Linked DNA regions of Homo sapiens: region 2 is linked to region 1. Evidence: read pairs that join two places in POLR2A ChIA-PET (ENCODE). Cell type or tissue: OCI-LY7. All regions are shown on one strand. Each heading gives the region's core, and the rest is flanking DNA. Links, peaks and the distances in the headings are about the cores only. Region 1 overlaps DIP2C (disco interacting protein 2 homolog C). Region 2 overlaps LARP4B (La ribonucleoprotein 4B).

Evidence for each region. ChIA-PET counts read pairs that join two places held together with the same protein. Peaks named below come from ENCODE experiments on the same cell type or tissue, not always from the same donor. Only the 100,000 strongest peaks of a DNase experiment are listed, where the experiment ranks them.
Region 2: POLR2A ChIA-PET joins it to region 1 with 9 read pairs; 3 of 35 experiments call an interaction of 5 or more read pairs at or near these places.

The regions. Positions count from the first base shown.
Region 1 is chr10:289,686-297,495 of GRCh38, forward strand. The region is part of intron 32 of DIP2C (disco interacting protein 2 homolog C); the gene reads right to left. Among named protein-coding and RNA genes, the nearest start is that of ZMYND11, 160 kb to the left of the region's middle. In OCI-LY7, for the core only: no CTCF peak of the experiment used is centred there; a DNase peak (open chromatin) is centred at 4,006; H3K4me3 peaks cover 992 bases; H3K27ac peaks cover 1,321 bases.
Region 2 is chr10:892,293-900,102 of GRCh38, forward strand. The region is part of intron 1 of LARP4B (La ribonucleoprotein 4B); the gene reads right to left. Among named protein-coding and RNA genes, the nearest start is that of LARP4B, 36 kb to the right of the region's middle. In OCI-LY7, for the core only: no CTCF peak of the experiment used is centred there; no DNase peak of the experiment used is centred there.

The DNA.
Region 1 (7,810 bases), core at 2,484-4,983:
ACCAAGAAAGAAGCCTGAGTGTCTCCGGGCCCTGAGGGACCAGTCCAGCACAGCCCTCTGCGTGGCACGAGGGAGGCCACGGAGGGTGCGCACCCCTCTGGGAATGGGGGTGTTTCTGCTGCCACAGTGGGAGGCACCCAGCAGTGTGGTAGGTGGCACCGGCCTGACGTCCTCCACGTGCCAGACATGTGGCTGCACTGCTCCTGCCAGACCTAGGGCTGTCTGCAGCCAGGGGCACCATCTCCTCTGGCTGTTGAGTGACTGAGGCCACAGGACAATTCCTCCCCCCAGCCTGCTGTGTCTTCTCCGGTTGCTGCAGACAGAAGCACCCGTGCCGGGGAGGATCCTCTGTGGCGGAAACAGGGAAGGCCAGCAGCACTTTCTCCTCTGCGGGAGAACAGAGAGGAGACGCTGGGGAGGGTGCCTGTGTGCATCAGCAGGAGTCTGATGAGGGAGAAAGACTTACTGGAGCCATTTCAGATCAGATGACAACCATTAACTCTGTGGTGTCTGTCTTAAATGGAAACCTTGATGCCAACAGCTGATGAGGGCTGCCAAACAGCTCACATGATTCAAACTCTTACGGAACACGCCGATAGGCTTGATGACGCTAACCTCCAAAAATGCCTTAACTGGCTGTTTTAACACAGAATTGCAAGAAACTAAAGAACTTTTAGGAGCCTGGTAGCATTATGCTAATTCAGGACTTGCCATGAGAATACCTAGAATTTGCGGTGCAACACAAATGTGCTCTCCTCTGGACACTGACCACGGAGAAGCTCACAGCCAGAGGTGGCATGCACATACTTGGGATGTCGGCAGGACATGGCCATGCCAGGACAATGATGCTGACTCCTTCCTCCGTGCCAGGAGGCCCGCAGATGTGCCCTGATCTGAGCGGCCAAGTGGAGTCAAAAGCCAGCGAACCGTGGGCTTCACCCCAAATGAAGACAGCAGTAGAGAAGCCAGGCCAAGCTGGCCGGGGCAGCGGTGAGAAAGGGGCACCTGGAGATGATGAGGAGAGGGAAAGAACTAGGAGGGGGTCAGAGGCCCCCACCTCAGCATCCTACAAAGGCCAGGTGACCAGCCAAGGAGTGAAACTCAGCCAAAACCGAGGGCTGTTTAGGACACACCATCTCCATTTCTGCGGCCAATCCTCAGTCATCTCTACTTTAGGACGTTTGAGATCCTGTCGCTGGCCGGAATCAGATGCACCTGGCAGCTCTGGGAGCTGTCGCTACAGGGATGACTTCAGACAGGGTAAGGGGGTCACTCAGGAAACAAGGCTCTGGAGTTATAAAAGTGATGGGCAAATGCCCCAGGGCTCTGCCAGGCAGGGCCCAGGCTGTGCAGCATTCCCAGATCTTCCTTATCTCCATCCCTGTGTGTTTTTACCTTGGCCTGTGCCCAGCCACTAAGGGGGCATGGAGGAAAACAAGACAGGTGAGGCTCTGGGCAGGTGTGTGCTGGCCAGTGCCTCACCCTCCGGCCGTATGTCCTTCACTCTCTCCAGCCTCTGCCCCCATATTGATCCTAAGCCTCAGGAAGCGAAGCAAGACGGAATCTCAGCTGAGAACCTTGTCTGAAGTGTTGAAAACACGGAAGATCATCAAGAATTCCCTCTCTGGTTCATGTGAAAAAGGTGTGTTTTGTATGAAAACAGGCACAGGGTGCTAAATCACTCAGGTCGGTGCTGGATGAAAAAGCTAAATATCCTGCTAGCAAATGCCACACAGGAATTCCTTCTTCTACACCAAGGGGAACAATATCCACACAGCCAAGAGAGGAAAAAAGCTACCCCGTATCTAAGGGCAGAAGAGATGTCTTCCTAAAGAACTAGGAGATATATTTGTAACATACACATCAGAGGGCTGATTCCCTCCATGTGCAAAGAACTCATAGAAATGAAACCAGGTGATCTTGGTTGTTCTCAAAAGTAGTGTTCTCCACAGTTACAGAGTGGGCTGAGTTAAGACCCGGGTCAAAGTGTGCTGCTCGGTGCTGACTTTCTCAAACTGGGGATCATATGCAGACATCTCCAGGTTTGGGCAAATTAAATGAGCTATGAATCTGAAGTGCTTGTGGTGCGTGAGTTATAAGTAGCTGGGGTTATTAACACTTCTCAGTTAGAACCAGGTTGTAAGGTTAACACCAAGGCGTTGCCTGGCACACGAGAGGTGGGCTGCTGGAGGGAGATGCAGAGGTCTGTGGACTCCGGGAGCCAGAGGGGAGCAGGAGGACTCCATGGGGGAGGGAGAAATACAGGCTCAGCCAGGCTGGCCCTCTCCTGCGGGAAGTGTGACTGAGCCACCAAAAGGACCAAGTCATGCTGTAAGAAGACTCTCATCTTCCAAGAGCCATTGTGCCGAGGCTGGCGTCCAGCAGAGCTCACCTTCTGTGAGAGCACCTGCCGCTCAGGTCACACTGCAAAGTCAGCTTTAGACAACTCAGGGCTGAGGAAACCTGTCAGCTCCAGATCCGGAACTTTGTGCCACTTTTCTTGCTGCCTCCAACGTGCATTACTGCTGCCCAAATCGGCTCCACGAACCATTACTGCTGACACCCTTCCCTAGGTGAAAGTTGGTTTTAAACAGTGCACCTACTTTCACATCAAGGTTACAATTTAACTGTGTGTCTGAATAAACTCTTCCAGCCTGGCCTCTGTCTCACCCCTTATTTCTTCTCCAGTCCAGTATAAATCTTGGACTTGCGGGGAATAAACTGTCTTTTCATCCTACGCTGTCAAGTGGACTTGAAGTTCGGACTTTTGCTAGAAAAGCAGAGATAGAGAGTTGACATGAGGGAACTTGCTACTAGCCTCTAACTTGCCCTGTCCTTGAACTGCCCTCAAATGGACTCAAACTTAGCAACCTGTTTTGCTAGAAGCGACGTCTCGGAAGGCTGAAGCCCTGATGGCGCCGTGCAACCGAGTGGGGAACGAATGCATGGCTGTCACAAGAGGTCTGTGAGGTCTTCATTCTTCATTCGTGCCTCCTGGCATCACACGTCTGGCCTCCTGGGAACAGGTGGGAAGGTGCTGCTGAGATAATCAGGTTTTTCATCATTTGTCTAAAGAGAGCCATGGTTGAACTTCTCACTAATCCTTCCCTGCAAAGCTACAGAAGAGACTCTTTCTTCCTCCAACTGAGATTCTCACCCAGGGGCAAGGAGCCTTGTCTGAGCCATGCAAAGGCGGATGAGCACAGCTGCCCTCTGCCTAGGACCACCACCCCCTGGCAGCACCCGCTAGCTGGCAGAGAATCCATCAGCACCCCAGCTCTGGAGACGTCAAAACAACCAAGAAACAAATAGCATTCTCTACCCCAACAGAAGTGCGCCGGCATACGGCAGCACTGCCCCCGCCAGAAAGACAACTGCTTCGGACCAGTGCAGCTGGAGCCCCTGACCAATGCCCTGGGGTGGGGCATCTGATGCAGATGTCAGCAGAGCATCCACTGGGAGCCCACCCTGCCTGCCCACACCACTACTCAGCACTGGCCTGATGGTCACTCATGACCTGAAGGGTCCAGCATCCTCAGCACCTTCAATCTCAAAAACCAGCGTGACAGACCAGATGCAGACGGAGCTGGTGCTGTCCTCAGTGCCAACTCTGTGGCATTTCAAGGGGAGCAAACAGGACGCAGGGAAACCCGGTCATGGAAAGCTGAGCTGCAGCACAGCCACGCTCACCGTGTGAGGATGGCATTTATGAATGTGCCGCTGAAAAAACAACCAAAACTTTTACTTAATATTTTAAACTACACCTTCTTCCAAAATTAATTTGAAGCATTTAAAATACCCAATATAATAAGACCATCTGAACAATAAGCTTTTAAAAATCCCCAAAGATAGAGGGGAAATTAAATACTCAAAAACTTCAAGTTAATTAACAGAGATGCTGTGACTGAGTCTAGTCTGCAGCTTCCTGGCAGCTAAGGTACACAGAGGATGAGGCAAGTGTTACTGTCAAAGTTGGGATTTTAATATCTTGCCACTTACTTTGCAACCAGTGAAGCACATAAGAGCATTAAAATCACAAGGAACAACAGTGCTTAAAAATAACAGGCATCATGTTCACACATCCAAAACCACAAACAAAACCAAAAACAAATGCACTATTATTTCTACAGGAGGTCCTCCCAGGACTCAAGCCCTAACAAAAGCTACAGACACTGCATGAGACGGCCCACGGTGGCCACCACAAAAGGCTAAGGGGAAGAAGATCTGGATCAGGGAAGTCCAGAAACAGATACCAATCACCCAAAAAATGAGCAACGAGAGAAAACAGAGGAATGTTTTCATCTAACCTAACCGCATTGCACAAATGAAGTACCAAAGCATACTTTGTGTACTTTTTTCATTTATAAAATTGTAAACTTAACCCTCTCCAATCCAAACTCTTCTGTCCATCCTTTTCCCTTTTCTCTCCCTCGGGTGGAAGAGAGCTCTGTGTTTTCTTCCCATAAAAGACACCATTTGCAGGTGTGGACTGAGCCGACCTTGCAGCCCAAACTGCCCTCTTCCATCTTCTTCCAAGGCCAGATGGGTTCCAAGTTTCAGAGGTGCTCGATTTCTGAACGCTAATCCCGAGCACAGACCCCTGCTACCTAAGACCCTAATCACATGCATCAATACTCTGGGTGCATCAATATGCTGGGTGCATGTAACATTAGCACTTGGGGAGGCTGAGGCAGGAGGATCACTTGAGCCCAGGAGTTTGAGACCAGCCTAGGCAATGTGGCGAGACCCCATCTCTACAAAAAATGCAAAAATGAGCAAGGTGTGGTGGTGTGTACCCGCAGTCCCAACTACGTGGGAGTATCAACTGAGTTTGTGAGGCAGAGGTCACAGTGAGCTGGGATCATGCCACTGCACTCCAGCCTGGGTGACAGAGTGATACCCCATCTAAAAAAAGAAAAAAAAAAAAGAGAAGAAAAAAATGCATTAACGTTTCTGTGGCAAAGAGTGGGATAAATTGTTTATCAATTTATGTCCATTCATAAAGTTTCCATGACATTCACTTGCATCGAATTAAAAAAAAAATTTATTTTTGGGAACTCCTTCGTTTTTAAAAAAATACTTACTGAATAAGACCTCAAAAGCACAGGCCACAAAAGCAAAAATAAGCAAATAGGATTATAAATAACTTAAAAGCTTCTGCACAGCAAAGGAAACAAAGTGAAAAAACAACCTACAGAATAAAAGAATACATTTGCAAACTACTCACCAGACAGGGGATTAATATTCAGGATATATAAGGAACTCAAACAACTCAACAGCAAAGAAAAACCCAAAAAACAAAAAGAAAACTGATTAAAAAATGGGCAAATGATCCAGACATTTCTCAAAAGAAATAAATGTCCAGAAAATACATGAAAAATGCTCAACATCACAAATCATCAGAGAAGTGGAAGTCTTTTTTTTTTCTTAAGTGAAAGCAAGTCTATTAGGAAAATAAAGAAATAAAAGAATGGCTACTCCACAGGCAGAGCAGCAGCAAGGACGGCTCAGCTGCTTATACTTATTGTTACTAGGGAGGCAAAAGTCAAAACTACAATGAGATATCATCTCATTCCAGTTAGATGGCTATTATTGGCCGGGCGCGGTGGCTTACGCCTGTAATCCCAGCACTTTGGGAGGCCGAGGTGGGTGGATCACGAGGTCAGGAGATTGACACCATCTTGGCTAACACAGTGAAACCCCGTCTCTATTAAAAATACCAAAAATTAGCCGGGTGCGGTGGCGGGCGCCTGTAATCCCAGCTACTCAGGAGGCTGAGGCAGGAGAATGGCATGAACCCGGGAGGCGGAGCTTGCAGTGAGCCGAGATAGCGCCACTGCAGTCCCACCTGGGCGAAAGAACGAGACTCCATCTCAAAAAAAAAAAAAAAAAAAAAAAAAAAAAAAAAAAAAAAAAAAAAAAAAAAAAAAAAAAGAAGGCTATTATCAAAAAGACAAAAAATATCAAATGCTGGTGAGGATACAGAGAGAAGGGAACTCTTATACACTGTTGGTAGGAATGTAAACTAATACAGCCACTATGGAGAGCAGTATGAAGGCTCCTTAAAACACACATACCCTTGGGAGGCCGAGGTGGGCTGATCACAAGGTCAGGAGTTCGAGACCAGCCTGGCCTATATGGTGAAACCCCATCTCTACTAAAAAAATACAAAAATTAGCTAGACGTGATGATAAGCATTTTTTCATGTGTTTTTTGGCTGCATAAATGTCTTCTTTTGAGAAGTGTCTGTTCATATCCTTCGCCCACTTTTTGATGGGGTTGTTTGACTCTTTCTTGTAAATTTGTTTAAGTTCTTTGTAGATTCTGGATATTAGCCCTTTGTCAAATGGGTTGATTGCAAAAATTTTCTCCCATTCTGTAGGTTGCCTGTTTGCTCTGATGGTAGTTTCTTTTGCTGTGCAGAAGCTCTTTAGTTTAATTAGATCCCATTTGCCAATTCTGGCTTTTGTTGCCATTGCTTTTGGTGTTTTAGACATGAAGTCCTTGCCCATGCCTATGTCCTGAATGATATTGCCTAGGTTTCCTTCTAGGGTTTTTATGGTTTTAGGTCTAACATTAAGTCTTTAATCCATCTTGAATTAATTTTTGTATAAGCTGTAATCAGAGAAATGCAAATCAAAACCACAATGAGATACCATCTCACACCAGTTAGAATGGCAATCATTAAAAAGTCAGGAAACAACAGGTGCTGGAGAGGGTATGGAGAAACAGGGACACTTTTACACTGTTGGTGGGACTGTAAACTAGTTCAACCATTGTGAAAGACATTGTGGCAATTCCTCAAGGATCTAGAACTAGAAATACCATTTGACACAGCCATCCCATTACTGGGTATATACCCAAAGGATTATAAATCATGCTGCTATAAAGACACATCCACACGTATGTTCATTGCGGCACTATTCACAATAGCAAAGACTTGGAACCAACCCAAATGCCCATCAATGATAGACTGGATTAAGAAAATGTGGCACATATACACCATGGAACACTATGCAGCCATAAAAAAGGATGAGTTCATGTTCTTTGTAGGAACATGGAGGAAGGTAGAAACCATCATTCTCAGCAAACTATCACAAGGACAGAAAACCAAACACAACATGCTCTCACTCATAGGTGGGAATTGAACAATGAGAACACTTGGACACAGGAAGGGGAACATCACACACTGAGGCCTGTTGTGGGGTGGGGGGAGGGGGGAGGGATAGCATTAGGAGATATACCTAATGTAAATGACGAGTTAATGGGTGCAGCATACCAACGTGGCACATGTATACATATGTAACAAACCTGCACGTTGTGCACATGTACCCTAGAACTTAAAGTATAATAATAAAAAAAAAATTAACTGGGCGTAGTGGCCTGTAGTCCCAGCTACTCAGGAGGCTGAGGCAGGAGAATCACTTGAACCGGGGAGGCAGAGGTTGCAGTGAGCCGAGATCATGCCACTGCACTCCAGCCTGGGTAACAGAGTGAGACTGTCTCAAAAACAAAACAAAACAAAACAAAACCAACCCCCCCCCACCCCACCACATACACACACACACACACACACACACACACACACACCAAACTACGAACAGAACTACCATACGATCCAACAATCCCACTACTGGGCGCCTATCCAAAGGAAATGAAATCATCAGTGTACTGGAGAGACATTTGCACTCCTCTGTTTACTGCAGCCTGATTCACAATACCCAAGATATGAATCCACCCAGGAGTCCAACAGCAGATGAATGGATATGGAAGGTGTGGTATATAACATTGAATAGGATTCAGCCATAAC
Region 2 (7,810 bases), core at 3,597-6,096, 600 kb after region 1:
CCTCATCTGTCAAAGCTACAGTCTAAAAAAGAAGTTTTATCAACCTTGTTCAACACTTGGGAGACCATAACTCTCTTAAATCAGTTTCTAAAAATTTCTTTTCATGTACACCAGAAATGTTTATTGCATGATTAAACAGTTATTATGGTCTTTCTAGACACACAAGACAATCTTAAAAATACAACACCATCTCAAATAAACAACTATATGTCAGGTTGGTGACATAATGATTTAGAGAAAAATTATCGTTAATTTTTTTTTTTTTGAGATAGAGTATCGCTCTGTTGCGCAGGCTGGAGTGCAGTGGCGCGATCTCAGCTCACTGCAAGCTCCACCTCCCAGGTTCATGCCATTCTCCTGCCTCAGCCTCCCGAGTAGCTGGGACTACAGGCGCCGGCCACCACACCCAGCTAATTTTTTGTATTGTTAGTAGAGACGGGGTTTCACCGTGTTAGCCAGGATGGTCTCGATCTCCTGACCTTGTGATCCACCCACCTCGGCCTCCCAAAGTGCTGGGATTACAGGCGTGAGCCACCGCGCCCGGCAAAATTATTGTTAATTTAAAGGACAGCTATTTACGCAGAAAACCCTACAAATTCACCAAGAGAAATTTTTTTTTTTTTTTTTTTTTTTTTAAATACAGAGTCTTGCTCTGTCACCCAGGCTGGAGTGCAATGGCACAATCTCAGCTCACTGCAACCTCTGCCTCCCGGGCTCAGGCAATTCTCATGCCTCAGCCTCCTGAATAGCTGGGATTACAGGTGTGCAACACCATACCCTTTTTTTTCTTTTTTTTTTCCCAGTAGAGACGGGATTTTGTCATGTTGGTCAGGCTGGTCTTGAAGTCCTGACCTCATGTGATCCACCCCCCTCGGCCTCCCAAAGTGCTGGGATTACAGGAGTGAGCCACTACTGTGCCTGGCCACACCAAGAAATCTTAAAATGTACTCAGTAGGCTTGTTCTTTGAGGTAAATGTTGGTATTATTATTTTGAAGCTATTTTATTTTACATATTGTATATATACATGCCTACACATATTCACACTGAACAGGATAAAGTTGATAAGAATTTCCTTAATGTTAGGTACACAGATTTTCAACATAAAAGGAGATATGAATACAAAATTAAAGAAGCTAAGTAAACTCCACGTGGTCATTTTTTAAAATTGGAAGTGTAACTTTTTAAACTACAGTACAGGCTTCCTTTGCAATACACCACTATTACCACTGATATCCTTTTCCTATTCTGGGCTCTGATCTTGGACCTCATGCTGTACTTAGCTGTCCTTCCGTTGAGTCTCCTTTAAACTGCAGCAGTTCCTCAGTCTTGCCTTATTCATCTACGCTTTTCCAGAGCACTAGTTAATTACTTTGTAGAATGTTCCTCAATTTGAGATGAGCCTGGGACATCTTACCATGAAGCAGGAAGCCATGAAGACAACTGGTCCCATCAGGAAGACACAGAGGCCACAGCAAACTAAGGGAGGGATTCCCAATAGCCATGCACGGAGCCACATCAGGATCAGGAAGAATGAACGGAAAACAAGTCGGCAGCAATCATGAGAGCTACCACCACCACAGTGCTCGCCTTGGGACTACAGGACACCCACTTATTATTCCCAAGATCACTAAAGGACAACAGTTATTTCAAGCTGCTGTTCCTCGATGAACTGCATTTCTGAATAACCAAAAAGCTGATCAGGGCAAGAACCACAGTCAATGGGGAGTGAATGACAGGATCGGAAAAATCAAAATATCCCAATATCTAATACAATAATAAAGTCAATAATCATTGATGTCTGCTGAAATTATCAAGTGAAGAACGTGATGGGAGGTTTCCAAATGGTTAAGTGAGACATTGACTGAAGCTATTTTTCAGTATTATCATTAAAACTGGGCCTCTAGGCATTTTATTTTTGACATGATCAAAGACTACCATCCACAAAGTAGTCGTGCCAAAAAAAGAGCCTGTATTTAATCATACCTCTAGATCTTACTCCCAATTTAAAGGGAATTCTAGGGAAATACATGTTAAATCACACCAGCACAAAGCCATCATCTAAATCCAAAATGTAGGCAAGAAAGACGACCTCATTTCTATAGCAAATAAAAGATATTTAAAAGGAGAGCTATTTTTATTGCCACAGAATTAAAAAGCCTTAACCAAAATAATCCAATGTGATGTAAGAACTGTGTTTGGATCCTGAGTCAAATAAATTAGGTTTAAAATGACATAGAAAAACTTTTAAGGTTGCCTAGGTAATAAAGACAGAGAAAACTTTTTGACATAGAAAAACTTTTAAGGTTGCCTAGGTAATAAAGACATGATAAAATTACTATTAATTTTATTGAGTTCCAACCATAGTATTGTTATATTTATTTTAAAAGATCTTCTTTATAACAGCTAGAAACTAAAAGACTCATGAATAAAGATATATGTCTGGAATTTGCTTTAGAATATGCCAATTTTTTTGGTAAGTTTAAGGGAAGAGAAGAAACAAAAATATATGAATGGTGGCAAGCTGATGGTAGCTAAAGCTAGATGACTGGTGAACTGAGGATCACTATAGTATCCTCTCTACTTCTATGTGTTTAAAACTGTCCACAATAAGCCAGGCACGGTGGCTCACATCTGTAATCCCAGCACTTTGGGAGGCCAAGGCGGGCGGACTGCCTGAGCTCAGGAGTTTGCGACCAGCCTCGGGCAACACAGTGAAACCCTGTCTCTACTAAAATACAAAAAATTAGCTGCGCATGGCGGCGTGTGCCTGTAGTCCCAGCTACTCGAGAGGCTAAGGCAGGAGAACTGCCTGAATCCGGGAGGCAGAGGTTGCAGTGAGCCAAGATCGCGCCACTCCACTCCAGCCTGGGCAACAGAGTGAGACTCAGTCTCAAAAAATAAAATAAAATAACGTAAAATAAAATAAAATAAAAAATAAATAAAATTGTCCACAATAATAAGTAAAAGAAAACCTAACTTGGATATATTATCAGTACACACTTAAGACTTCATATGCTTATTTCTATTTAAAATTTGTATTAATGAAATAATACTAAATGTGTAAACAAATTTATTAACAATGTTCACAGCAGCTTAGAAAAAAAAAAATCCCATGGAAATAAAAACGCAGAAAGTAGGCTCATGCCTGTAATCCCAACACTTTGGGAGACAAGGTAGGGAGATCACATGAAGTCAGTTCAAGTCCAACCTGCCTAACCAGGCTGGTGAAACCATGTGTCTACTAAAATAAATACAAAAATTCCCAGCTACTCGGGAGGCTGAAGCATGAGAATCACTTGAATCCAGGAGGTGGAGATTGCAGTGAGCTGAAAGCGCACCACTATACTCCAGCCTGGGCAACAGAGCAAGAGTCCATCTCAAAAAAAAAAAAAAAGAAAAGAAAAGTAGAAACGAATGCAGTATGTTACAATTACTTAAAATACTCACAAAAACTGCATAAAGATTTAAAAAAAAGACAAAACTGTAGATACTAAAGTTGCAATATATTTATAAAAATTCAAATTTTATAAGTACGTAAAAACAAGAAACTAGAAGAAAATATGCCAAAAGACTAACAATGTGTGATTAACTTATTGACTTCATCTCCCAGAGTCTCAGTTTTTTAAATAACATATTATTTTTATTACACGTCTTCATAAAACATCCAGCTTGCTGATTCCATCAGTTGCTGAGTCCAAGGTCCCCTGCCATCTTTCCCACAGAAAGGGCACTGCTGCCCACGCAGGAGAAGCTGCCCATGCAGGAGAAGCATCTAAGTCACTTTGCAGTTGTTTTTCAATACAGATTAATCAAGTGCAATTCAGTGAGCAAATTTTCTTGTGAAACTACACTGCTCAGTCCTGTTCACTAAGATAATGGTTCTCAATGTGTGGTGTAGGCATAGTCCAGAGTCCCAGAAACACTTCCAGTGGGGCCACAAAGTCAAACCATTCTCAAAATAATGCAAAGATGTTCTTTGCTTTTTTCACTCTTATTCTCTCCTCACAAAACCACAGTGGAGTTTTGGTATAGCATCAAAGAATATTCAATATTCATTTATATGAAATGACTACCAAAATAATAAAATAAATTACCTGAGGCCAGATTTCCTTCACACACTTCAACCAAAATAACACAGTACTAAGAGATGAAATGCAAAAGCAGACAAGAATCCAGCCAAGATTCTATTAAGTCAGACATTAAAGAGATTTACAAAACATGAAAAAACAATGCCACTCTTCCCACTGAATTATTTTTTGTTTTGGAAAATACTACTACCTTTCATAAACAATGTTATTTATATTACCTAATGGGTTTGTTATTATTAAAAATGTATATTTATAATATTAATTGATTCTTGATACTTAACATAGTAAATACAGACAGAGATAAACCACAGATGGAGACAAACCATATAATAAACTCAAGCTTTTAGGCATCTTCAGTAATGTTTAACAGCATAAAGACGTCCTTAGACCAAAAGCTTGAGAACCACTCCACTAATACAAACCCTTAAAACCCAGTTCTCAAGGACAGATGCCCATGTTCATGGATGGAAAGACATCCATGTTTATGAAGAGGAAGACATCCCATGTTTACAGATGGGAAGACATGGTATTTTTACAATGCCAACAAACCCCAAATTAAGCTACAGATTCAATATAATCCCTATCAAAATTCACTTTTGTGGGAGAATTTTTTTTTTTTTTTTTTTTGGCAGAAATTGCTGAGCTGATCCTAAAATTCCTATGGAAATGCAAGGGACCCAGAATAGCCAAAGCAATCTTGAGAAAGAATAAAATTGAAAGACACACACACTTCCTAATTTCAAATCTTACTACAAAGCTACAGTAATCAAGCCAGCATGGTACTGGCATAGACCAGACAAACAGATCAATACAATAGAAACGAGAGTCCAGAAAGAAACCGTTACATTTATAGACAACTGATTTTCCACAAAGGTGTCAAGACCAGTTGAGGGGAAAAGAACAATCTTGTCAACAAATGGTGCTGGGACAACTAAATGTCAACATGAAAATAATGAAGCTGGGCTCCTACCTCAACATACACAAAAATTAAGGCAAAATGAACCAAAGAACTAAATGTAAAAGCTAAAACTATATGACTTGGAAGAAAACAGCAGTAAATCTTCATAAACTTGTATTAGGCAATGGTTTATTAATTATGACACTAAAAGTATAAACAGGAAGAAAAAAATACACTGGATTTCATCAAAACGAAAAACTTTTGCCCCTCAAAGCACACTATCAAGAAAGTGAAAAGATAACCCAAAGAATGCGAAAAAACATTTGCAAATCATATATCCAATACGGAACATATATCTAGAATATATAAACAATTCCTAAAACTTATAATGAGACAAATAACCCAACTTAAAAATTGGCAAATGAGAGCCCAGCGCAGTGGCTCACATCTGTAATCCCAGCACTTTCCGAGGCCGAAGCAGGCAGATTATTTGAGGTCAGGAGTTCGAGACCAGCCTGGCCAACATGGTGAGACCCTGTCTCTACTTAAAATGCAAAAGTTAGGCAGGCATGGTAGTGGGCGCCTATAATCTCAGTTACTTGGGAGGCTGAGGCAAGAGAATCACTTGAACCTGGGAGGCGGAGGTTGCAGTGAGCCAAGATCACGCCACTGCACTCCAGCCTGGGCGACAAAGCGAGGCTCCATCTCAAAAAAAAAAAAAAAAAAAAAAAAAAATGGCAAATGATCCGAACGAACATTTTCCCAAAGAAGATATACAAATGGCCACCAAGCACATGAAAAGATCGTCCACATCATTCGTCATGAGGGAAATACAAATCAAAACACAAAATACCACTTTGAAATGAAATTAAATAAAATGAAGTAAATACAGAAAATTAAAACAAAAATACTACTTTGCATCCACTTGGATGACTATTATCAGAAAGATAGGTAATATCAAGTGTGGCTAGTACATACAGAAACTACAATCTTCACACACTGCTGGTACAAATGTAAAACAGAGCAGCCATTATAGGAAGCAGTCTGGCAGTTTCTCAATATGTTAAACACCGAGTTACCATATGATCTAGTCATTCTACTCCTAGGGATATATCCCAGATAACTGAAAACATGTATCTGCCTGAAAACCTGTATGTGAATTTTCAAAGCAACATTATTCGTAATAGCCAAGAAGTAGAAACAACCCAAATAATAAACTACTAGGTTAAGACCCTCCCTTTTTTATGTGTGTCTGGCATAACTCATTGGATTTTCAAATAATAGCAAAAATCATAATTTCAGAACTTGATAATTTCTAAGAAAATCAAAATAAAGAGGCATTTCCTAAACAGCAGGTAATTCTTTTCTGGTACGAAAGGGTAATGTGAAAACACAAATTATTTGTCTCTGAATCAGAAACCTGGAAAGAAAAAGAATGAGTTTGGTAAGGATTATTCTAAGTGCTTTCTCCACGTTACCAAATAAACTTAATTCTGTTAATTAGGTTCCATGCCTATTTAGCACAGCAGGAAATTAAGATCAGGGATAATTTAAGGTCACAAAGCTACTAAGTTCAGTGAGGCTATATTAATGCACATATAATTTTGCTATTCAACTATATGTGCCTGGAGATCATTTAACAGGCAATTCACTCTATCAATCCCTGCATGTGGGTGAATGTCACATCGTAACATGACCTCAGAGAAGTGCACCTACAGTTTCCTTAGCTCGTCTTCATTCCTTCTTCCCTTTTACAGTAATATTCACTGCACCAATGTACAGATCATGATTTTAGCATGTAAAGATAAGCATCTTTTTTCTTACAATATGGTACTTAAATATAAGCTAAATATTTCTCTTTTTATACAACAAAAACAGTGATTTGATTCAATGCCAGACTAAAACTGGTATTGGATCAATTGTATCAGTGATAATATTAAATACATTGTACCTTACACGGGGATCTTCAAGTATATTGATGATTTTTGCATTATGGGTTGACCTTAGAACAGACATTTCCCATGAGAGTGTGCTGTATGGGAGCCAAATATAAAACCTCTCTCCTGAATCTAAAAACATTATTCTGAAGTCAGGAACTCCCTACTCACAACAGATTACTCCCTGTTCTATTTGCCATGTTCTGCACATTCTATTGCCTTTTCCTGGAACACAGGTATCCCTGTGTTTTATCTTCTATCTACACACAGTGATACTGAGAACAGGACAGAAATACATATCCCACCAATGATATATTACAACTTACCTTGATCTTCTTCCTTTTGTTAGTAACATTCAAATATATGCAGTTTTACTACAGTGTTGTCTAAGTACTCCATTTCTTTATTTGTAAAGTTTGCTAAGTTACCTTCTAACTCTAATTGTCTATGATTAGGAACAATGAGTTAAGGGATGACGCATGAACAGAGATGGACAGCACAAGATGCTCCTAGACAGACATGTGTTCCAAGAACTCCAACATAATTTTATTTTACAGACCATTTTACAAAAATCAGTAAATGAATATTCAACTAGATAAGTAAACAGAAATTTACCTAAATAAGGAAAAAGGGCTAAGAACTTTAGAGATTGCCTTAATTAAGTACTATATAATCTCCTTGGGAATCAATTAGAAAAAATCAAAATGTGTTACTTTCAATGTCCAAACAAAATTTGTAGAAAACAGTTTACCACCCAGACTTTGATCCCTTTGAAGCTACATAAATTGATCAGAAAAAAAAAAAAATGATCACAGAAGCTAAATCAAATCATCAGAAGCACAATCATGGCCAGGCACAGTGGCTCACGCCTATAATCCCACCACTT